Regions from separate parts of the Mus musculus genome. Here regions 2 and 3 are each linked to region 1. Evidence: chromatin loops called from intact Hi-C (ENCODE). Cell type or tissue: heart. All regions are shown on one strand.

Region 1 (8,000 bases):
GACTGCAGGGATTCTTGCCGGGGTGGGGACATCACTGTCTAAATAAAGACAGTGAGCGCACACTTTGAAAAGCCCCCTTGCTCTGCTGGGCTTCTGTTTTCCTTCCCTTCTCTTCTTGAATCCCACGGCTCTTCCAGGTCAGCTCAGTGCCCACCCCTTTAGGAACTTCTTCCCAGTCCCAGTAGCGACTGTGGCTCTCCTGCTCCTTTGTGTGGCCATAGCTGCAAGTGGCTCTTTCCCCCTTCTCCCTCGAAGTAGCCATAGCCAGAGAACAGTGGGTGCTCAGTGGGTCGTTCTCTGACCCGAATGTGGTCTGTGTGGAGGATGCTTTAGAAATGGTTACAAGGTCCCCGACACATTCCACCTGCTAGCTGAGACTCCTTTATGTAAGTAAACATGGCTCCTTTTGAGGGAGTGGTACTTCCCACGAGGACCAGAGAGCAGATGGAACTGTATACCATTAAAAGCAGATTTGAAGAAACACTCCTTTGAGGAACAGCTACTATCTTAGTAACAATGTTTCAAATCCTAATACCCAATAGTGCATGTGTCTTAATAGAATTACAGGAAGGTTTCCAGGATACTAGTTGACTAAAAGTTACATTTGAAATATTTTATACAATAGATTTTTAAAAAATATGTTAAATTCTCTATGCAAAAGGGTGCTGCTATCAGCTGCTGTAGACTGCGGGGTTGCGTGATTTTTCTGTAAGTGGCCAGCTGTTACGTATTTTCATTTTTTTTCAGATCACAGCCTTTTGGGGGATATAGGTTTATGTGTTCATGAACATGTGTTTATACAACTATTAGAACCAGGAAGGCAGACTGGGGACGTAGTACAGTGAGTACAATTCTTGCTGAAGATGTATGGGGCCTTGGGCATCAATTATTGTGTCATAGAAACCAGTCATGGTGGCATACTCCTGGAATCCCAGCACTTGCGAGGTAAAGGCAGGAGGGTCAAGAGTTCAGGGTTACCCTTAGGTAACCCTTAGGGTGTTTGAGCCCAGCGTCGTCTACCGCAAGCTCTTTTAGGGGGAAAAATAAAGAAAAGTAAAACCAAATTGTAGTTCCCTGGGTTGTATAATAACAGTTGCTGATCAAATGTGATTTAACAACTCTTGGTTGATCACAACATCCAATCTTTGTGTTGCAACAAATTGTGATCTACAAAGTTCCTGCTCAAGAGCCACGTGGCAGAGTTTCAATCCGATTCATTAATTCACAAAACAAACTCATAACATTTTAAGTAAGTTTACAGTTTTGCATTGAGTTTTAGTCATTACCGCCTGGGGCCCATGCAGCCCACCTGTTGCAGGTTGGACACACCTGGTAAACTACACTATCTCTCTGTATATTTATGGCTTAGATTTAGTTTTGCTTTTCCTCCTTCCTAGCCGAGAGTCTGCAAGTGGCTGTGAAGGCTTCAAAGATGGGCGATGTAAGCCAGTCATCCGAAGAAAGCCCTGGAGGGACTGTCCTGATGGACACACCCAGTACACAGGATGTACCAGCGTCACCAACTGCTTGTAAGTGACGACAGCACAGGCCTTGGCCACGAGCCTGCGCACAGCCTCTAGTGCATATAGTGGTCACATAAAACAAAAGCAGTAACTACCTGATTTCAGGGGAACTTAATGTAATTTTTTTGTAACTAGAAAAAAAAAACCTTGAGAATAATCATGCTGGTCATAAAGAGATATTATATGTGACAATGGCACTTGTATTTCAAGGACAAAGACTTAACATTGGTAGGCTGTACTGTTCTGTCCTTCGGCTAAGCCTCCCCTCCCCCCATGGCATGCAGGTGCACGTGTGAGCGTGAGGTTTGGTGGCATCATTATAGACACGATTGCCAAACAGGAACCCAAGACCTCGGACATGCCAGGCGAGCAGCCTACCACTGAGCCTCACCCTCAGCCCTCCCAGGGACTCTTCTTCATGTTGGAATATACTCTCTGTTTTGAGCAGATCTCAGTTTATGATCCTCCTGCCTTAGAAGCACTGAACTCACAGGTGTACACCATCACACTCAGCTGTCAATGTATTTTAAAAATAATAAGGTAGAGAATAAGCTTAGCAATGTCTCAGAGCCCAATTATGCTGTTTTTATGTAGAGTTTTAAGCTAAATACGGAATTCCAAAAAAGGGTTCTAAGAGCATAAAGAGACTATTTTTCATGTGAGGATGGTACAAACCTTACTTGGAAAGAGAATGTCTGCACGAGCTGCTTTTTTTTACCCTCCCCCCCCCCAATGGTCCCATGTGGCTTTCACGTTGGCCTTAAATTTCCTCTTGTAGTTGAGAATGAGCTTTGAATTCTTGAATTTCTGATTCTCCCAAGTTCGAGGATTATAAGTGTGCGCTACCACAGGCATGCTGTTTTAGACTTTCTTGTAACAAATCCCTTGGTTCAGTAGAATGCCTAGGGGCAGTATAACTTTTTAGTTCTATTCTTTTTTTTTTTTTTTTTTGGTTTTTGTTTTATTACAAGCACCCAAAATTATTTTCCCCTCCCAAATTCTGCTTTATTTAACCCTGGCTTTCTATTTTCAGAATGTGCACATATGTTTTTCATTTCGACCGGCCAGATTCATCAAGGGAGTTGTACTGCTCTGGGTGATTTCCTTTAGAAGAGCCACATTATGCCATTGAGGAAGTGCTCTCTAAAAATACTGAGGGTTTGCCGCCATCAGCCCCGCCCCAGGGACAGCTGGGAGGCTCCTCTGTGCCCTGCAGCTGTTTGGAGCCCTCCCCAGGTCCTCTCCTCCCTTCAGGCAGGCCAGTGAGGGTTCTCCCTGTCCGAATCCTACAGAATCTACACCCATTTGCTAGACCTAGAACAGCCTGCCCTGCCGTTAGGATCAGGCATGGGGTGAACCTGTATGCCAGAAGCCATCCTTTTTGGCTTGGCTTGGATTACGGTGCTCTGAGAGTTTGGTCTCTTTATACAGTTGTTAAGGGCAGAAGAGGATCCCTCAAAGAAGGACCAGAGTAGCTTTGCAGTGGGCTTCAGGGAGGGCCTTTGTGAAGCGAGCCCCTGTCGGTCTGAGGTTACAAGCTCATGAGTACACTTACCAAAGGAGACTATTATACTCTACTGTCCAGAATGGTCAGTCCAGTGGAGACCCTGTTGCCCACCCTGAAGCTATGCCTGAGGGTGCAGAAACTTCTGGAAACTCCCCTTCTACCTCTGCTCGGCCCCATCTTAGCTTCCTCCAACGTTTAACTGTTAATGTGAGGAAGTGGGCAAGAGGAACAGACTGGCTCCTGGTTTGGAGATGGCTTGACTGTCTCTTTAGGCGTTAGGAAAAGTTGCTATAAATTGTCCCTCCAACATCCTTGCCTAAGAAGTGCTCGCTTGCACCGGGTGACCTTGGCTTTTCACTGGGTTCATTCGAAGTGGTTCCCACTCACAGAAAACTCTGGCTTAGAAGAGGCTTTCTGGAATCCTGGGCAGCTGCTGTTTCCTAATGGTGATACATGTGATTTTTAAAATTTAAACAAAGAGAAAGGGGCAGCCCCTTGTTAGAAATAAAGATGCGTGATGATACCATATTTTTAAAAGAAGTTTATAAACATCACAAAATGAGTATTTTGGTCAGGATCCTGGTCAGATATTGCTCCAATGAAGTTGGGGGTGGGGTGGGGTGGAGCAGCCTTGAGAAGCCTGGTTTAAGTCAGGAAAAGGTGAACATAGCCTAAGTTTTAACTGAAATCCATAAAGCAATGATGAAATCCTGCCGACCGAGGTTTCACCGGTAAAGGTAAATTTGTATTTGGTACTTAACATCTCTGGATGTGTTTTCCTAGGTCAAATGTATTTACAGTGTTAAAGCTTAAGTGGGAAGTGTGAGCAAAGCTGGAAATGAGGAGAAACTGAGGCAGGCTCTCAGTTTTTATGACTCTGAGACCATAAAGTGTTAGCTGCCTCCAGCCTTCTTAGATCAGTGCCCTCTGGACCTGCGTTCTAAACCTTGTCCATCAGCTGCTGCTCTTGTACTGGCCTCGAGGGAGCCTTTTATGGACCTGGGTCTGCCAAGAGACCTTGCTGTAATTCCACTGGGCACCTGTTTTAAATTACTTCTTTCCCAGGCAGCTTTGTCCTATTAAATGAAAGCGAGATGTAGACTCGGTACCACAAACAGCCCATGGACACATGAGCCCAAGAAAGAAGCGCAGTTAAAATGGCAGGTGGCAAAGGATGCTGCTTGGTGTCTCTTAGCCTGTAAGCTCCGGGAGAGCAGGGACTGCGGGCTTCCTTGCGATCTCTAGCGCCCCCTGTAGGTTCATTCAGTATGTATTATCTCGTGATGACTCCTTTTTTTGAAGTGTGCTTCAGTTGTGGGCAGAAGAATGTAATTGGCCGGCTGACGTTTGATGTTGTCCTTTTTGTTTCTGTCTCAATGGCGTGCTTCCAGCATTAGTCACAGAAGGGACAGAAGGAAGAGGCTGTTGGGATGTGGATCCCGGGCTCCAGGGTGTGGTAACCGACTTGGCAGTCTCTGATGCAGGGGAGAAGGTATTGTTAATTGTTAACCAACTTGCTAGTAACCAGAACCTATTGCTTTTGTATACAAAGTAGATTCAGCTCTCTGGCAATGAGTGGATTGAAAATACCTTTTTCTGAATTGTTTCTGATTTATTTAAATATCTATATTGAAACTTTCTAAACTATTTCTTCTTTAAATGTTCGTGGTTTTTATATATCATGTTAAAAAGAAAATCAACTGAGACGTTATTAAAAACCAAAACGAAAAGCTTGACAACCCTCCTGTGTATATGTGTGTCTGCACTCTCTGACTTCCGGCCTACTCTCTGCATTGCAAACCTTTGCTTTTCTCACTGCTTCTGGCAACTCCCTGTTTGAGAGGTGACCCGACACTGGGACGCTTCACCACCAGATGGCGCCCGTGAGCTGAACTGATTTCCACTTTGGGACGTCTTGCTTCTGTTCTCTACTGTGATCCTCTGCTCTTCACCTGTATCCCACCTTCCTCTCGCAGACTTGGAATCCACGTAACCACCCTTTGCCCGTGCTACGATGTTCTCTGATTCCTAATATATGTAGGCTGGACCTCTCTGTGTAGAAATTATATGCATACAGCTTCCTATTAGCTTGACGTGTGTGATTTCATAAGAGGGGAGGAAGAGCTCGGTGCTCCTGGGAGGTGGGGAGTCAGGTCAAGGGTTTTTACTTTGTCTAGCATTGATTTAGCTCCATTACCAAGTATTAATGCGCACCAGTGTGGGACTACGACATGTTACAGATGCAACATCTTACTGTTACATGTTTTCCAGATACGTGGCATAGGACAGAACCAGTCTGGCTCTCAGAACTTCACAGAAAAGTCAGCTCTGACTTAGTATTCATTTGCAAAGCTCAGAGGCCCAAGTTAATTTATGAATACAGAATTTTACTCTACTTACTCTGATTGTAAGCTTTGAGCTAGTTTGCCTTAGCTTGTCTGCGCTTCTCCGTGTGATCTTCACTTTGAAGCGTGAAGCCAGTAGCTTACAATCGCTCCTAGGTTGTTTGGGAAGAAAGATAATTGGTCGATGCAGCCTAGTTCTGCACAGAAAATGGCTTGACTCTGACTCCTGACTCAGTTACAGGTGGAGAAGTGAGTTCAGGTTTTAACCTCTGGAAACTCTGACACTTGATGGGGCCTTTTGAGAATGGAAATAAACAGATAAAGCAAGTATATAGTGATGTCTTGGCGTCAGCGTCCTTTAAAAGATTAGATTAAAACAAAATTCTGAAAGAATTAAAAACAATACCCAAGGGTAGAAATTCTCCTCGCATGGATCAACTGTAGTTATACAGTACCACCACCAGGTGGCGCATGAAGTCCATTAAAAAGACAATGTACACTTTCTTCTGTCTTCCCAAACCCAGAGGTTCGAGCAGTAACCAAATGTCGCACAATCCAACCCATTTCTACATGTTTGCTTCTTGGTAGAATATAAAATTTGGAAATATCATGGTTTTTTGTTTTTGTTTTTTGTTTTTCCACTAAAGCAGTGGATGGGCCAAGAAGGGCTCATAGGAAACGCAAGAACTTAACCACCAAACCAGAGTATATTCCGTACATTTGGGCAGAGTTCTAAAGTACCGACATGCTTCTCTCTATTCTACCTTTGTCCCTTCCCTGTTAATGGACTGATTAGCAACAAAGTCTGTAGTGACAGTATGAAGGCAAAGGAAATGGGGCTCGCTCACCAGCAGCTTAAGCTCCCAGCCTCCTTGAAGCAACATGGTTGACTTTGTTTAGGGCTGAACATGACGTGTGCTCAGACAGAAGCAAGCATCATCCAGGAGGCTGTAGGCTCTTAGAGGCTAGGGAAATGAATGGTTTCCTAGTTCACAAAATGTGGAGTTTGTAGCATTCATGGCTACTTATTAAAGAGAATGCGAGCAAGTGTAACTTATACTCATTTATTTGTTGAGTGTCCCTTACAATGTGAAACACCAGCCTTAGGTTTGCAGATATAATATTCAATACATAAATTGGTTTACTAATGGGAGAAGCCATACGGCACATAAACAAATGCTTAATGCAATTTTGGGAACTAGAGCTCTCCGCATGTACATATTCCCCGATGTTCCCTGGTGTGAAAGAGACAAAGTCTGAGGCCCCATCCATCCCCAAGGACAAGATGGCCAGCATCCTCTGGCTTCACTCATGGGTTTGGAGCTGGCTGGTGATGAATTGAGGTGGGATCTGGAGACACCAACTAAGCGCTTCCCTTGGGCCGTCTCTCTCTAACCACCGGCTACTTGGGTATCATGATTCTCCAACGTTGATATCGGGGAGCTAGAGTCCCTGTGCTGTCCTGTAGCCCCCAGAGAGCCAGGTGCAACAACCTCCCCTGGCGTTTCTTTACCATCATCTATGCCATGGTAAGGGATGGTTGGGTAAGAGTTGTCACACACCTCTGAGTTTGAACGAGTGAGACCTGTATTGTCAAATGGCTGCTTAATTCTCCAGCCTGGGAGGAGATGGTTACTGTAGCCGAGGTGATGGAGTTGAGACAGGGAAGCCCATAGATCAGGAATACTTGATAGCTTCCAAACGTCGGGTGGCTGTTCATTTTCTCGTGTTTTTATGTGTTTTAGGTGGAATATAGAAGTTTCTCCGGTTCTTCACAGTCAGAGGTGAGCTACGCATGCTTTAAACATATAGCATCCTTTCTCAAGTCGTGGCTAAGGAAGTTTTTCAAGAACTTGACACATGTAATCTTTCTTATACCCCCAGATTATACAAGCAATACAGAATTTAACGCGTCTCCTCTACAGCCTTCAGGTAACGACTCTCCTGTAATTTCAACCTTGTGAACGTTTCTTTTAACGTGCACTGATGATTTCCAGACCTCAGAAATTAGAACATTTGAAAGGCCGTAAGCCATCCAACAAGAGTGCCAACCCCCCAGGTGTCACTCGGCCAGATGAGCTGAGTTCACCTGGTTTTGTCATCACGAGGCAGTAAGGCACTACCACGTTTTACCCGATTCTTCTCAGAAACCATAAAACTGTTCGTGTCTCTCAATAATAGCAATGAATCTGCTTGGGTCTGACCCAGTGAACCACTTAGGTGAGTGCAACATGACTTCACGTCTTCTGATGAAAACTAAAATTCTCACCTACATGTGTGTCACCTCCACATCTGGCCTTAGGCCTTTGGGAAGAGCCGGCTAAATAATTTGCATGCTCCTCTGTGTTTTTGGTTTGCTCATCACTCAAAAGCAAATGGGCCACCGAGCCTCCTACTAATGGCCTTTTAAGGAAGGCGTAGAAATCATTCTAGCGGTGTGAATTGGAAGACTGTGCAATCCACCCCTCAGATGACTCCCACTAAAGAAGCTACCAGTGCACCCAGTGTGCTTTGTGTGGTGCTTAGAAATGTTTAATGCTATCAAGACAATACAGTGTAGACATTTTTGAGAATAGAGAGAATTGCTGTTATCATGATCTTTTTTTTAAATTAGATATTTTCTTC
Region 2 (8,000 bases), 500 kb after region 1:
AAAATTTAAACCTAAAACATTCATATGTCAAAAGTCTAGGTTCTTCTCTGGGGTTCACCACCCTAGTTGGAACCTAGAAGGTCCTTTACCCCAAGGTACAGTGGCCTCCGGAGTTCAGATCAGAGTTCTTTGTGTCAGAAGATGTTACGTGGCATCTCCTATATGACTCTTCTCTTTGAAGTTTAAAAAGAGGCCAGAGACTCCCTTTTAAATACACATGAATGAATGCAAAACCAACTTCTGATTTTGTTTCCTGGAAAACTCCCACAAAGAATCCTTCCTGTTGGGTGATGTTTGACTCTGGAACATAAACAAGTTTCGACTAGAGGACAGACAGTATGTAATCAATACTCCTTGGCTCCTGTCCAGGCCTGTCACGCCTGGCACTTACATCGCTGCAGATACCGGGGAGGGAAGATCGCACCACATTTAAAAGCAGATCAACAGATGTAGGGCTGGGGTGTCAGTGAGAGTCGGTTACAGGGCTGCTGAAAGTCTTTGTGAATCTCAAATAATGACAATATGGCAATCCTCGGGTGTGCTGGCAGATGGCCTCAGCCCCCACCCTGCCAGGAAAGCCAAGGCCAACCTTTCTCCCTCCCTCGGAACCTCATTTTCCAGTCTTGGTCAAGCCTCTGCTGCTCTTTGCCGCCCTCGGCTACCCACTCTGTGGTTCAGAAACTCCCTATGAGCCATACTGGAGGTTTCCCCTGAGCCTGCTGACCCACTGCTGCCTCCTGCCTCAACACTATTCTGCAACTGAGCTTTCCAGCTCCGTCCCTCTGAGCCCCTTGTTCTCCCTTCGCGATTTGCCTGGTGAATGCCTAATTAGCCCTCCAGGAAGCCTCAATACTCTCCCTCTTGTGTGACAAGAGCTGTGGCCTCCCCTCCCACGGGGCTCTTGACACACACGGTATTAGGCTCGCTGTTCACCTCTCCTCTCCCTTTGCAAGCTCCGGGACGGAGAGCTCTTTCGGAGCACCGGGAGCTCCTTTTATCTCCAACTCCTCTGCATTTAGCTCTTAGTAGACACCAATAAATATTTGCTGAGTGATTGAGAGAATCTTCAAGTCCTCCTTCTGGGAAAGAAAGAAAAACAGCCCGCCACTCTGCTGCCTTCTGAACTGTGCGCAGTCGCCACCCGCTTCACTTTCTCACCAACCTTCTCGTGGCCTGGCTGCCCACCTAACCCTGGCCCCAATCTAGCCACAGCAGAGCTGGCTTGTTTCCAGCCCACGTAGCCTCCCGTGCAGCAGCCGCTGATAGTTCCGCCATTGCAGCCCTCCGTGCTGCCTGCTGCCATCTCTGGTTTTATTGAGATGACTTCTCTGCCTCTTCCAGCTTTTTGCTCACCCTTTCCATCTCCTCAGTGTTCTCCATTCCCAGGCAGTTGGCTTTAGTAAGATAAAAGCTCAGGCCTCTCCCCCAGATGCCCACTGCAGGAGCCACACCGCGCTTCCAGCAACCTCCCAAGGCCAGTGTCTAAAACAAGACAAATGAGCAGATGTGTGCAGGACATCCAGCACTCAGACAGTTGTCATATGCTGGGGAAATTGTCATATGCTGGGGAAGCTGTCTCTCAGCTGGTCACCTCTGCACCCTCCCCTTAGATTCACTCTGGATTCCGATGCTACAGTAATATTCCAAAGAGAATGCTAATGCCAGAATTGTAGTCTTCAGCATGCCTTAGCTGGGTGTGGCGCACACCTTTAATCCCAGCATTCTGGAGGCAGAGGCAGGCACATCTCTGAGTTCCAGGCCAGCCTGGTCTACAGAGAAAGTTCCAGGACAGCCAGGACTGCACAGCGAAAGCCTGTGTCCAAAGAAAACACCCAAATTACTAACCAACCAATAAAAAAATTCCTCATCCTTGTGAAGTAAAATTTCTATCTTCATCCATCTCCACAGAGGGCCACACAGAGAAACCCTGTCTTAGAAAACCAAAACCAAAACCAAAACAAACAAAACCCCCACTGTTGTCCAGTTCTTCAGCTTAAAGCTCCATTTCTCTGGGAATAGGTTTTGGTCTTCATAAAACTGTGTTCATTTTATAAGGAAGCAATGCTACCTTTTGTGCTGTTTGTTTCAATATCTCACTGATAAAAATGACTGTAAATTGCTCACATTTTGTTTTGTGGGGAACTGTATTATCCAGTTGTCTGTTGTTCTGGGCTTTAATAAGAGACCAATAGGACTCTGCCTTGTTAAGACATTGAATACAGAGCTGACCACCATTCACAGCTTTAGAAGGCTGGAACAGAGCAGAAAAACAAATAATTGTTGTAAAGATCTTCTGTTTGAGATCTAGCACTGTTTGTTTATTTTGTTTGTATTTGTTTTGTTGTTTGTTTGCTGTGGGTTTTTGTTTGTTTTGTTGTTGTTGCTGTTGCAGTTGTTTATTAGTTGGTGGGTTGGTTGGTTGGTTTGGTTTGGTTTGGTTGGCGTCTTTGTTTTGTGTTTTGAGGTAAGCTCTCCTTAGAGCACTCAAGCCAGCCTTGAACTTGCCTTAGCCAACAGAAGGCTGGCAGGCAAGCACATGCCACTGTACTAAGCAGCCCTGTTTCTTTTAAATAAAATGTGTGTCCCTATAATTCCAAGAGCTCCAAGAACACTTTTCTGCCTGTTCTATATCTGAAAATGCTGCATTTCAGAAGTAAGATCTCCCTGGCTCCGAGGTCCATGAAGAGAATGGAAGTCCAGATAACTCCAAGTTTTCCTGTTCATTCACACTTCCGATGTCTTAATAATTGCTTGCCATTAGTTTGTCTTTAGTTTTATAGACACATGCGCACTGATAATGCCTGTCATCAAAGGCACATATACATACACACACAGTAAGGCAGGCAATTAATCATGATCTCCCCCAAGACCTTATTTTACAGTCAGGAGCCAATTGTCAGCACACATGTTCCTAAATAAACTGACACACATACCAGCTAACAGATTAATTCACATGGAGAAGGCACCGTGGGAAGAAAACCAGTGTTCCCAGATTGCTCAAGCAGGTGCTCTCCCTATTAACATAAAGACCAGTGCTCCCAGCTCTAACCCCCTGGGAACCCTGCCTAAAATCACTATTTCTAATGCACTTGATGCCAGAATCGTTCTGCAAACCGAGAATTTGATTTATACAACCAGAATAGCACTGCTCAGGAAAAAACAGATAGGCTATTGAATCTGGGGGAGGGGGGAGTTCATTTTGGTCTCACACTTGACTCCTTATTTGTTTGATATTCACTATCTATCCCAGACATGCCTTAAACTAGAGATCAGCTCCCCTCCCAGCAGCCCCTCCCCCCACTGCCTCCCAAGTGCTGGGACTGCAGGTGTGTGCTCCCTGACTTTTCAATAGAAGGTAACCCTAAAGGAATACTTCATGTTTCCATATTTTTTTTTTGCAGATGTTGTTCTCAGTCGGGGCTCACAAGCTCTAACGTGATGAATCCCTTGGACACCGACATCTCCTGTGATGAATCTGCTCAGGAGAGAAGCTTGTGCCCTGCTCACTGCCTGGCATGCGCCTTTAGTGGAGAGAATTTTGTTAGCCTTCTTGTCTCTTTTAAGCTAGCTAGTCCTAACGTGGCCAGTCCTCCAAAGCTCAGGCGCTCCATACCTTATGGGCAGAAGAGATTGTTATTGCTTGCACTGAGCTTCACAAAGGAAATCTTTTAGTACATACTTCACCAGTCGGCCTTCCTCAGAACTGAAATGCAAAGACAGAATGGAGGAGTTGGACAGAAGGTTGCAAACATTTACATGACAAACTAGCCTCTCAGAATCCACCAGGGGAACCAGTCACCAGTATTCTAGTACTTTCCTGTCATCTACAAAAATCACTCACAGTCTTTACTAAATACGATTTATAAAAAATGGCCCCTGCAGCTGCCGCAGATATCTCCTAGGCCGGCAGAGATGGGAGGGCGGGACTCGGCTAGAGCTAGAATCCTTGCGGTCTCCGGGCTACGACCAGGCAACAGCTTTCCCAGGACGATCCTAGGAAGAAGGCAGGATGCTCCCCTGGGGAGTTCCGGGGGGCAGGGGAGCTCTGCCTGGACCTAGAGATGGCTGCATCCCAGCAGGGTGGTGACCTTTTGTTTCTACTGGTTTTCAAAGACACCAAGGTTTTGTTCTTAATTCACACGCGCGTGCGCGCGCACACGGGAGAGAGGGAAGGGGGCGGGGAAGAAGGAGTGAGAGAGAAGAGAGAATTAGGACCCAACTAATCCAGCAACAAGCTTGTCCTGGCACCTTGAGAGGTTAACCAATTTCACTCTCCTGTAACTGGAGCGAAGCCTTTCTTTTCTCCCTGAGGGGGACAGAACAGGGTCCCCTCTCTGCAGCCCCCACCCCACCCCCCAGAGACTCAGCTTTCCTGAACAATAACCCAACTGTCTGGACAGGATGGGAAACTGTCTCAGTGAGTTGGGAGCCCACCCTTGTACAAACCCAGACATGCACAAAAAGTTCCGCGTTTCACCGCAGGAAGTGAGGACGGTGGCTTCAGGCATCATTAATCATTTTGAAGCGATTATTCTTAAAAGGGAGTGAAAAAAAAATACAAAGATGCAGCTTGAGTTAGTCATGCCCAATAAAAATCAGCACTTCTCCAAATCGTATTTCCCTGAATCCATGTGGAACGTTTAAGAGCACTCTCCACTGACAAGAGTCCAGACCAGATAGGGAGTCTGTTTCCTCTGTAATTAGAACTCCCTCAAATACTTGGGACCTGACAGGGCTAGATAGGGAAGGGCGCGTGGGGTAGCGGCGAAGCTTTATTTCCTCTGCCTTCCAGCCCAGGAATGCACAACACATTTTAACAAGAAGATAAAGCAAGAACAATTTAGGGTTTTGCGTCCTCGGGGAATCTTTTTTACACCCCCCCCCCAATTGAAATTCCGTAAAACAAAGCTAAGAACAATCCTGCTTTGTCTCCTAATTGAGCTAGGGAACTGTGAAATCCCCTACCCCACCCCCATCACCTCACCAGGCCCCGAGCCCAGCAGGCAGGGGCCGGGAAAGCAGTAATTCCCAAGATTGCCTGCCCCATGGGGTGGGTGCTTACAGAGCAGGTCCATCCTGAGCGGTCATTCAAATCTGCTCACCCTTACAGGAAACACGCCCCGGTCCAGGCCTTTGAAGTAACAGTGTGTCACCAGCAGAAGGAAAGTGATCGCTAGAAAATGAAATCTACTCCATCCTTTCAAAGACATTGCATTTCCTGTGATTCCTGGGTCCAGAGGAAATGCACTCGATGAAATTGAATTAATTTTTTTTTTCCTCCTGAAGTCACCTGGTCTGCCAGAAGCCTCTCTCATCAGTTCCCTCTCACTGAGCCATTGGCCGAGTCCCCAATTTATTCATTTATTTCTTAATCGAGATATCTAGAGCAGAAATCACAGGATATATGTAGAAAACTGCCCCCCTCTTACCATGGCTCCCTCCTCACTCCTGCAGACACTTCACAGGTAAGTGAGCCTAGGGGCTGATGCCACAACCTTCCTCTCCATCCCCCGGGACCATGTTTGTCTATTTTGTTGGTCAGATTTGATTATTATTTGTCATTTTTCTCCTAGCTTAGCCCCCCCCCCCACACACAGAGTTTTTGTACAGTCCCAGGAAGACCCTTAAAAATGTGCTGAGTCACACTGACTTCTAGGAGTTTCAGGGAGGAGCAGGTATCTATCTGTAACCCTGTAGACTGATATTAAAGAGCCTAAGCCGGGTAACCCGAGTGTCCACAGGGGCATGCGGGGCAGCCTGGGGTATTCAGTCAGAGCCAAAACAGGGCAAAGACGTTTGGAAGATGGGATGTAAATGTTCATTTAGGCCGAAAGATGGTGTCCTGCAGTGCAATTAGGACCCAGCCTGGGAAGTCAATGCCCCAGCGGCTAGAGGAGAGAGCTGAAAAAGGAAACCCGCAGCAGAGATGGCAGATGGGTAAAGAGTTACATCATCCAGAGAGGGCAGTCAGGTAAGGAAGAATTTTAAGGATATCAGAAAGACTAGATTGGAAATGGATGTTAATATGAATAGTGTTCAATGGATAAAGATAAATACAAAACTAAGCATTACTCTGTGTTGGTTTTCAGACCGTGGACAAAGCGTTGAGGTGCATATTTAACATACCAAAGTGGATCTGGCCTTCAGGTTCTCCCAGCATCCTTCAGTCTCAACCTGGGTCTCTACCTACCCTCTACATATCCTCTACACATTCCGCTGGCATATCTCCCTCCCTTCTGTCTCCCTCCCCACGGTGACTTTCCTGGCCTCTATCCTTGGGATCGGTGAACTCACTAACCCAGGAAAGGTTTTCCAATAACCTGCCTTTAGATATACTCTAATCTGGCTTAATTTGGCTCGTTTCATGAAATAACTTTTGCTTGTTTGTTTGTTTGTTTGTTTGTTTGTTTTTCGAGACAGGGTTTCTCTGTGTAGCCCTGGTTGTCCTGGAACTCACTCTGTAGAGCAGGCTGGCCTCAAACTCAGAAATCCACCTGCCTATGCCTCCTAAGTGCTGGGGAAATAACTTATTGCTCTGTAATGAAGTATTTAGGAAAAAGGGATGCTAAAGGGTGATATTTTCAAAGTTTCATGTATCCCAGGCTGGCCTCATACCCACTGTGTTGGATCTTGGGACATCTTTGAAGTTCTGACCCTCTTTCTCCTGCTTCTTGGGTGCTGGGATTGCAGGCACATCCTAGTATACCATACATTTGTGATGGATCTAAGTGGAGGTCTTCATCTGTGCTGGCAAGGACTCTCCCAGTGGAGCCGCATCCCTGGCCCCCAGACACTGACTTTTCAGTACCATCCTCTATTCCAGGAAACCAGAGCCTCCTGAACAAACAACTGAATCCAAAACAGAAACTTAGAAAAAGTCAGATGAAGATACTATCTTGCTATGCCAAAAAGGATGCGCTCAAGAAGAAAGATAGAGATGTTAAAGGAACAAACATCAGCCTGACTGAACTCCCACTGGCCACTGAAGGACAATATGAGCATCAAAAAATCATACTATTAGTAGATGAAAATTCGTTGGATGAAATGGGCAACTATGAATTCATTCTGAAGCCAGAAACCGATTGGAAGCTTGATGCAGGGCAAGATCGGGGTAGGGGGATGGGAGTGGGAGAGCAAGAGCCTTCCCTGCTAAATGCTTAACAGATTCAGGAGAGAAAAGAATGGCTTTTAGCTAAGGAAGCCTAGCAGACAGGAAGCTAAAGGAGTGGTCACCAGGAATGTCATCAGCTTTGTGATCTGTGCCACCTGCTAAGACACTAAAGAGAACCCCAGTCACTTCTAGACGGTCTCTCTCCAGAAGGCTCAACCCAGATCTGATTACAAAAGCACAGAGGCACAACCTCAAGAGCAGGTGGATGGTAAGGCCATTGTCGGTCACAAAGCAAGGGGAGGTGCCTAAAGAGATGGCTCAGCAGGTAAGAGAGCTCGCTGCTCCTCCTGAGGTTCCCAGTTGCCATGCCGAGTGGTTCACCACTGCCTGGAACACCAACTCCAAGAGTAGCCCACCAAAGATCCCAGACACCATTTATAGACAACGGAAAGTCTGTTCCACCCGGCCGGTACTATACTCCACAACTCCGGTACTATACTCCAGTACTCCAGAATTCCAGCCAACTAGTACTATATTCCAGTACTCCGGAACTAAGTGTAGCCCTGAGCACTTAGACCAAGGGGCTTTTAAAAGCAAAAAACTGCATCCTGGCTTCTGGCTGGGCAGCTACAGGGGTGTTCCACAAAAGCAAGCAGTTTATCCCAAGCTTAGATACCTGGAGGGGATTCTGCTGAAGGAAGCAGTTTAACAGAAACTAAGTTAGCCAGGGCATCTTGACCTCAGGTTCCTAGAATAGAGTTCTGTCAATTTCCCATGGGAGTCTCCATCAAAGAGATTAAATTCTGCAAGAATACAAGATGCAGGATCCTCTGCAGTGCCTTGCCCTGTCACATGAGGAATTCCTTTTCTGGCCTGTAAGAGTAACTTT
Region 3 (8,000 bases), 340 kb after region 1:
GTTCTTCCATCTCCAGCCCCAAAGGGTCATGGAGTCTGCCTCCGTCCAGCTGAATGGCAGCATCCTTCCATGGGTAAGGGCTTCCTGGAACATTTGCTGACCCTCTGGGACATGTCTGACCCTCTGCTCCCTGCTCAGGACTTTGGGGACAGAACACATGTGTCTATTTCTTTCTTGATTCTGCGTCTATTTTTAGAGTCCTAGATAACTACCAAAGTGCAGTTTTGTGCCTCCCTCCCTCCTATCACCTGCTCTTGTGTTTTGTGGCACAAAGGATGCACTATAGGCTCAAGCAAGCTCCACCCCCACCCCTGAGGACAGAAGGCATAGGGAAACACGTCAAAGCACAACAAGTGACCATGGCTGCACCTTACTTGAAGGGAGTTCCCAAGGAGAATCATTTGCCCAGCCAAGGACTCTCTGGACTCACCAGAACACTTTTTATTTAGCGCAGTGAGACCAGGTACCGGTATCCTTCAAAAGCTCCTTAGACATTCTGAAATTCAGAAAGACCCAAAAGAATCAAATGAGCACCCACTTTCTGGAACTCCAGGCTTGCCTCATTGCAGGACTAAGACCAGGAATCCAGCTGAGTCTGACTTGCAGCCACAAGGGACTTTTCCCAGTGTGATGCCCTTAGTTAAGGAGGTGGGGCAGAGGGGTTGAAGGGGAGGGTATCAGGACCACAACAAATGGAGAAAGGAGAGAATTTCTTTGGTAATAAGGCTGGCCCCACCATTCTCGGGCTCCCAAGTGACCTGGACCTTCAGGGGTGCCTATAAATCAGATTGTATAAGCCAGGGCTTGCTTGTGTGTTATACATTACCATAATTTTTTTTTATTTTAGTAAAAAAAACTCTGGCTTTTTTTTTTCAAGTCACAGGACTCCAGCCCTCCTGGCAGGTCCTAAGTGAAACAAATTACTTCTAGAGAGTAAGCTCTATACCCTGGCCTCCTCCCTCATTGAACCCGCAGCTGCCTCTTTGTAAGCCTAAGACTATTGTAAGCTATTGCCCTAGGGGCAACCAAGGGGCTGTGTCTCCCTGCAGGTGTGCCAGGAAGACAGCGGGAGTCTGTAGGAAGCAGAGGTTGGTTGGACCTAGAAGCTGATTCAAGCTACATTATTACAAAAAGTTATTAAGCGATATTCAGTTACAGGATCCTGGGCTAAACAAAGAATGAGGCCCGGGGCAGCCAAAAACCATATGGACCTGGAGGTTGCACACACCTGCATGGGAGCGGGCAGGCCCAGTTAGAAGCCGTCATCAATTCTAGGAAAGCCATAAAGTTTGGACTTGCTTCATGGCACTTTCTAATTAACTGTGTGGTGAGTTTTCTCCACTTTCCTATAAAAGCCGGTGCCCCTCCTCCACCCCTCTCTCTACCTTGTCTCTCTCCCTCATGTCCCAAGACACCTGGGGAAAAGTTTCCCAGGGAAGCTCTCCAGTGGGCCTCAGACCATGGAAGACACTCTAAGCAGGAAGATGGCACTCGTTCTTGTGTGGAGAGAAAAAAAAGAATAGAACAGGCTCTTTGAAAGGCTCTCAAGAGAATCATCCAAAACAAGGAGCCAGCACGGCCTCCCTTAAAGAAGAGGGAGAAGCTACAAGTCACTTGAGCTGATGAAGGGAAGAACATTGGTTTAGCCAATTCTACTTACCCAACAGACTGGATAAACAGAAAGGAGAAAGATGAGTCTTAATTCTGCGGTGATATGCAAGAAGATATAGCATCTAGTGTTTAGGTTCTTTGCAAAGCAGATGCCTTGGTGGATGTCTGCTATAATTTTCATACTGGTAAATCCGTGTGCTCGTGTGACTCTGAGCACCCTACGGTGGCAAAATCCCAAGGCAGCTTAGTCTCCAGGGCTTTCTGGAGAATTGTGTTGATGCATTTAGAACATCTGCATAATGCACACTTACACTATGGACCACGAAGTCACATTCAGAAGGCAGAACTCATCTCTCACCATTGCTCATCTGCAAAAAGAGGAGGAAAAATGCAAAGTATTTCTGATGAGGCAGAGGTTTCCCTTGGCCTCTTACCTGGCTGGGCTGACGATTTCTCCATCTGGTGCTGACAGCAACTTTGGCTGGTGCTGAGGTGGGGCCTGGCCCGGCTTGCTCCCTTTGACCTCCACAGTGCAAATCTCTTGAAACGATAAAGGAGCCGAGTGTGAGGCAAGGCCTCGAGCCTGGGCGGATGAATGTGCCCTACAGCTTCTCGGAGCACAGCAGGGAGATGTCTGAACAAAGCATGGAGACCTGCACTGAGGCCCTGGTGGGCTGTTCCAAGACTGCACTCCAGGATCCACCTAGACCTAGCCATTTGGTCCTGGCTATTGAAACAGAAAGGCCTATTGCTCCAGGCCATGCTGTGCTTTTGCAAAAGAGTTGCCTTGTGAGAACTCAGAATATTACTATTGGTCAGCTTGTAGATGCATGTCTGCCTTCAGATTGGTATAAAGCAACAGCCCTCAACCTGTGGGTCACAGTCCCCTTGGGGATTGAATGAGCCTTTCACAGGGGCTTAAGACCATCTGCATATCAGATATTTACATGATGATTCATAACAGCATCAGCATTACAGTTATGAAGTAGCAACAAAAATAATTTTATAGTTGGGGATCACCACCACATGAGGAACTGTATTAAAGAGGAAGACCACTGGTATGAAGCAATGGTTGAGGACCAGTTATGTCTGTGTCTGTCTTTTAAAATTCAAGAGACTGCAAAGTAGGACCACTCATGCTAGAGCTAAGAAACAGGTTTTCTTTTCTCTTTCCTTTCTTCTCCTCCTCCTTCTCTTCCCCTTCTCTTCCTCTTCCTCCTCTTCCTCTTCCTCTTCCTCTTCCTCTTCCTCTTCCTCTTCCTCTTCCTCTTCTTCTTCTTCTTCTTCTTCTTCTTCTTCTTCTTCTTCTTCTTCTTCTTCTTGTCTTTTTTTTATGATGGGTTCTCACTCTCTTGCTCAGGCTGGCCTTGTACTCATGTTCTTCCTGCTTCCGTTTTCTGAATGTCAGCATGATTTTAAGAGCCAGCGTGCCCACTGGGTCTGTGCTTTTGTTATCATTCTGAATGTGAGAAGAGAATTCAGACTTGCAAGAAGGGGTTGGCACACTCAAGGGGACAGAGTGTGGGAATTGTCAGGAGAAAGTCCCCACCTCCATGTGCTCTGAAGGATGTGAGGCAAGCTTACACAATATCTCATATTCCAGTCCCAGAAGGGAGGCGGTCACACTGTGTAATATTTCCAGTTACGTTCAAGAAACAGCCTGGAATGATCAGAGCCATAACTCTTGACTGCAGCAAATGGAAGGGTGGGGTGAAGGGAACCACGCAAGAGTAATTAGGCAGCCGGTGACCGTGGCTCTGAACCTGCTGGCCCTGCTAAACAGAACATAAATTTTTTTAAGGGCTACAGTGGGCTCTGTGCAGCACAACTTTGATATCTGAGATGCAATTAGACTTTGCCCTTATGAGGAATCAACTAAAAGCTTGCAAAATACCCCTGTTACTCTGGCGTGTTGTTTTCCCAGGCCAGTGTGCACACTGCTTCCTTGTGGCCCCCACAGTGCGTGACAGTCATTTGTGGGTCTTCTCTGGAGGCATCGGCCTCCTGGTACACCAGGGACTCCATACAGACAGTGAAAATAATTTGACCACTTGCTGCTTCCCAGTCACTCAAGGGTGATATTGAATCTGGAGCAGTTAAGACTCCCTAGAGAAATGAAGCGGAGAGATAAAAGTCTTTGCTAGGCCCTACAGGATTCTCTGCTTTCAAGCATCTTGGTGTTTTAGAAGCCTCTCCTTTGCTCCTGTTTCATGACATTTATCTTAGTGTTTGAGCAGACACGTGGAAGATACGATCTGCATGGGGATTTCCGCTGGAAGCAAGTCCAAAGCAGCGGCGGCGCCTGCATTCCCAGAATACACTGTTCTCTTTTGCCCTTTCTTCAGATCATCCCAGACTGGAACATCTTGCTGCTGAGCATCAGGAAGGAAAGGAGGAAGAAAGATTGAAGTGGGGAGGGTGGAGAGAGAAAGAGGAAGGGAGGGAGGGCTAGGAGATCCATATGTAAGACAAGATAAATGTTACTTATTTATGCCTCGTCTTTATTCCTTGTCAAATGGAGATCGCATCCAAAACTCAGCCACAGCAAGTCCTATAGGAGAAGGAAGCAGTGTCAGTTCTCAGGACCAGGGCAGCTTTGGCATCTAAAAAATGCTTCTATCCTCTAGCTAAAGTGCCTGGCTCCCCATTACCAAACACCTAGCTTCTAACTATTCCAACAAAACTGATTTTCAAGGTTTCCGTGAACCTTCCATCCACAGATGGGAGAGGTAACTGGTTAGGAGCACAGGCTCTCAAGCCGGCCTCCCCGTTTTCACCTATCAACAATGCCACATAGCCACTGGGCAGCTTTCTGTGCTCTGGTCACCTCACCTACAAACTGTGGACACAAATCACATCAACTTAACAGTTCTTTTCATTAAATGTGAATGTATGCGAAGAAATTCAAGAGTACTTGATGCAAAATACTCAATAATTATTAACTACTCTTGTTACTGCTTTTTATTTCACGTGGGATTATCTGGTTCCCATCTGTTGGTAACTCATTTCCTCGGGGTGGTGTTTCTTTGGCCATAGATTCTTCTAATTTAAAACCATATCTTATCATCTGTCCTTTAAGGTAATATTTAAGGCCCAATTCTTTTCTTTAATTCCTCCCTTCCCAGTTGCATGCTAACGAATGCATTATCAAAGAGGTAAAAATGAGAGCAAATAAAAAATGTGAGCAAATAAAAACGGAAACCTAGCTCCATAGTAGAATGCAGGTTTGGCACATGAGAGGCTCTTGGTTTCATCTTGAGCACAAAGAAATTAAAAATAACATGTGTGACCTCCCTGACTTCTGGAATCATGGTGTAGAGAAGGGAGGTATCTTTAGTCACTCTTGCTGTGAAGAGACACCATCACCAAGGCAATTCTTGCAATTGTAGGCTAGCTTACAGTTCAGAGGTTTAGCCCATTATCATCATGGTGGGGGAGCAAGGTGACAGGCAGGCAGGCATGGTGAAGTAATTTGAGAGCTATAACTTAATACACAGGCAGAGGGAGACAGACAGACAGACAGACAGACAGACAGACAGACAGACAGAGGAAGTGCATGAGGGAGAGCAATACTGAGCTTGGCAAGGGTTTTGAAACCTCAAAGCCCATACCCAGTAAGAAACTTCTTCCAATCCTCCAACAAGGCTGCACCTATTGCAACAAAGGCCACACCTCCTAATCCTTCTCAAACAGTGCCACTACCTACTGACTAAGTGTTCAAATATATGATCGAGCCTGTAGGGGGGCATTCTTATTTATACCACTGCCTGAGGGCTGGTGTTTTGAACAGTGTGTGTAAAGAAAGAAGGAAATGAAAGAAAGGGGGAGGCAATCTCAAGATTCCCAGGTCAAAGAATGACATGGACCAGTGGATGCCACTAAGTCAAGCATGCAGAGTGAAGTATTAGGGCAATGACAGAAGCATCTAAGCCTCTAATCTCAGGAAACATTGAGATTTGTAGTAACAACACAACTTTGCAATGGTACCCCATTAGTCATGTCCTTGGTGCCCTCTGGGTTGGCTCTTTGCCTTGACAGCTCCTCTCAGAGAAGCTATGCATTGTCAAAGACAGAGAGCAAACTGGAGTGACCCTGTAACCTTCTACCTATCCACAGACATTCCCACTTCCCTGTGACCCATGAGTGACATCCTTTCCCACACAATCATGCCAGCAACAGTGGCAAGCAGAACTCCAGGAAGAGTCTCTTGCCTGCTCCTTTGCACTGGCAGGAGGGTGAAGGGCTTCCCTAAACTCTGAACCACTCAAGGGTCAGATCAAGAGATGGCCACCAATGTGGGCATGCCCATCTGCCAACCCTCCAGGAATGGCGGATGCCCAGCAATGTCAGAGCAGGTTAAGCATCAGAGATCATCAGGTTGAGCCTTTGATTTCTAAAACTGGCATCCACGCTCTTCCTGTTCCTGTGACTGTGAGAAATGCTGCCTCTAGGTTCAGGTCCCACTGTTTCTCTCCCTCTCGGATCTCTCTTCCCATATGGAAATTATGTTTGGTTTGAACAAGTCAAATGTCAAAAGCATTTGGAGCTATGATCTCCAAACTCCTTTAAACACAGCCAATAGGGAGACATAAATCTTGACAGGGATTCAGTATACCTTCATAGACATAAACCTAAAGACCCAAGTGTTCCTGATTCCATCCCGAAACTCAGCACGTTTGAAAACAGTTTTGTCCTACTGAACTGAATCCATGACAGAGAATGTAGAACACACTGACCTAGTGTCTTTGCACAGGAGCCATATAGAAACACATGCCAGCACACAGACTGGAAGCTAGTGGATGAACCCGTAGGTGAGTCTAGAAAACAAACCTGAAATAATGAGGAAAAGTGAGAAAAAAATATGACAAGCCATTTATGGAAACAAACTGGAGCTTAGTAGTCCTACTGGGACCCCATACAAACAATGCAGAACATATTACATCATCTCCACCTCCCCCAAGATCATGAAACCAGGTGTAGCCCTCTGTAGAGTCTTGTTGTTGATGATTCCCACTGAGAATAGTTAACCCAGAAAACATCCCCCTGGCTCTGAGAGAACTGAGTAGCCCCCTGGGAGGCACAGAAAGCCTTGAGCAGAGAGAAGCAGGAGAGCCTGGGGCCTGAGATGGGAAGCCATCTGCAGACAGAACCATCTACCTCTACTGCAGGCAAACAAACCCAGAGGCAGACAGGTGGAGGAAATTTGGAAAAGACATCAACAGACAAGGTCTGCCCCATTGTCACGCGCTATCACGAACTCCTTGTTAATCCTCCTTTTGAGATTCTGAAAACCAAAAGTCCCAAAATAGGCCAAGTCAGTAAGAAAGGGTCAAAGTGACAAGAGAGGCCAAGTGCCCCCTTCTCTGAAAGTCACTCCATTAGAACATCCCTTGATGTACGTGGTGAGGGAGTTCTCGGGCATCTGTAATCCAACTCTGGAGGGAGAATTTTGATTAGAGCTCTCAGTTCTTCTGCTTTGAACTCTCTACCCACCCTCCAGCAGTTTATACAGGACAACTCGCCACCTCCATAAGACTTGGGCCAGCAGAATGTCCCGGAAAGCCAAACGGAAGACTTGAGAACATTTCCCATCTAAAAGGACTTTGAAGATTTTTGAGGTTGAAAGACTTCATGTAATTACAAATTGTCATCATAACGCAAACATGTCTGGGAGGACAAGTCCAAGGGAAAAGTGAATTTTCACCAGTGACCAAGCCCTTGAGTTCACTGATCAAATGCACATTTCAAGTTTCCCAGGCCTGGCACGTTCACCCACCAGCATGTGCAGCCCATCTGGAACACATGGCGGTGCAGACAGACAGGCACTGGGCTGCTGGCAGGACAGACCTGGACACTTGGAGTGCTTCTGCCAACAGTCATGGGATTAAGGAGTTGCCTAAGTCCCCCGGCTTGTTTTCTCTAGATTGTGAAAGGGCTTTGAAGGGTGAGTAAGGACTATGTCATGGTCCTGAGAAAGGATCAAACAGAATGTTCATCTTGGTTGTGAAACTTGGAATGCCCTGCTTCGGTCACTGCCCTGGATTTCTGTCCCTTCTTCAGATGCATTAACTGTACAGATGGAACCAAACCATGGAAAAATGTCGGGGTTTAGCCAAAGAGTGTTCTTCGTTCACTTTTGTGTGATGCTTTTGTTTTAAGCTCCATGTCAAGCTCCATGTCATGGGTCTGCTGCTCTCTTTATCTTGATTTCTCTCATCTTGTCAACATCTACTACCATGGAAGCACAGCTGTGGAATTCCCGCACTCAGAAGGCCTTGGACCAAGGGATCAGTGGGGAGCCAGGGGCTCTTAGCTATGGTTCTCAAAAGGATTTTATTGAAAGATGAAAATCATTCATATAAATGAAGGCATATCAACAGGAGGCACCA

The links. A loop is a pair of places that touch in the nucleus more often than their neighbours do. Peaks named below come from ENCODE experiments on the same cell type or tissue, not always from the same donor. Only the 100,000 strongest peaks of a DNase experiment are listed, where the experiment ranks them.
Region 2: it touches region 1 in a loop (3.0-fold over the local background); 4 of 42 quality-filtered maps call a loop at or near these places.
Region 3: a loop joins it to region 1, with 2.8 times the contacts of the local background. A loop is called at or near these places in 11 of 42 quality-filtered maps.

What each region holds. Positions count from the first base shown.
Region 1 is chr13:97,935,982-97,943,981 of GRCm38, reverse strand. It overlaps Arhgef28 (Rho guanine nucleotide exchange factor (GEF) 28), which reads left to right. Exons shown (of 36, transcript NM_012026.2): 30 at 1,398-1,529; 31 at 4,422-4,522; 32 at 7,121-7,159; 33 at 7,260-7,307. Among named protein-coding and RNA genes, the nearest start is that of Gm34388, 46 kb to the right of the region's middle. In heart, CTCF peaks have their summits at 4,269 (motif pointing left), 4,900 (motif pointing right) and 5,835 (motif pointing right); DNase peaks (open chromatin) are centred at 1,501, 2,701, 4,301 and 4,921; H3K27ac peaks cover 387 bases.
Region 2 is chr13:97,432,155-97,440,154 of GRCm38, reverse strand. It overlaps Lncenc1 (long non-coding RNA, embryonic stem cells expressed 1), which reads right to left and starts at 5,185. Exons shown (of 2, transcript NR_110432.1): 1 at 5,063-5,185. In heart, no CTCF peak of the experiment used is centred here; DNase peaks (open chromatin) are centred at 4,054, 4,654 and 5,084; H3K4me3 peaks cover 2,955 bases; H3K27ac peaks cover 4,336 bases; H3K27me3 peaks cover 515 bases.
Region 3 is chr13:97,594,528-97,602,527 of GRCm38, reverse strand. No RefSeq gene overlaps it. Among named protein-coding and RNA genes, the nearest start is that of Gm34087, 24 kb to the left of the region's middle. In heart, no CTCF peak of the experiment used is centred here; DNase peaks (open chromatin) are centred at 3,217 and 7,457; H3K27ac peaks cover 816 bases.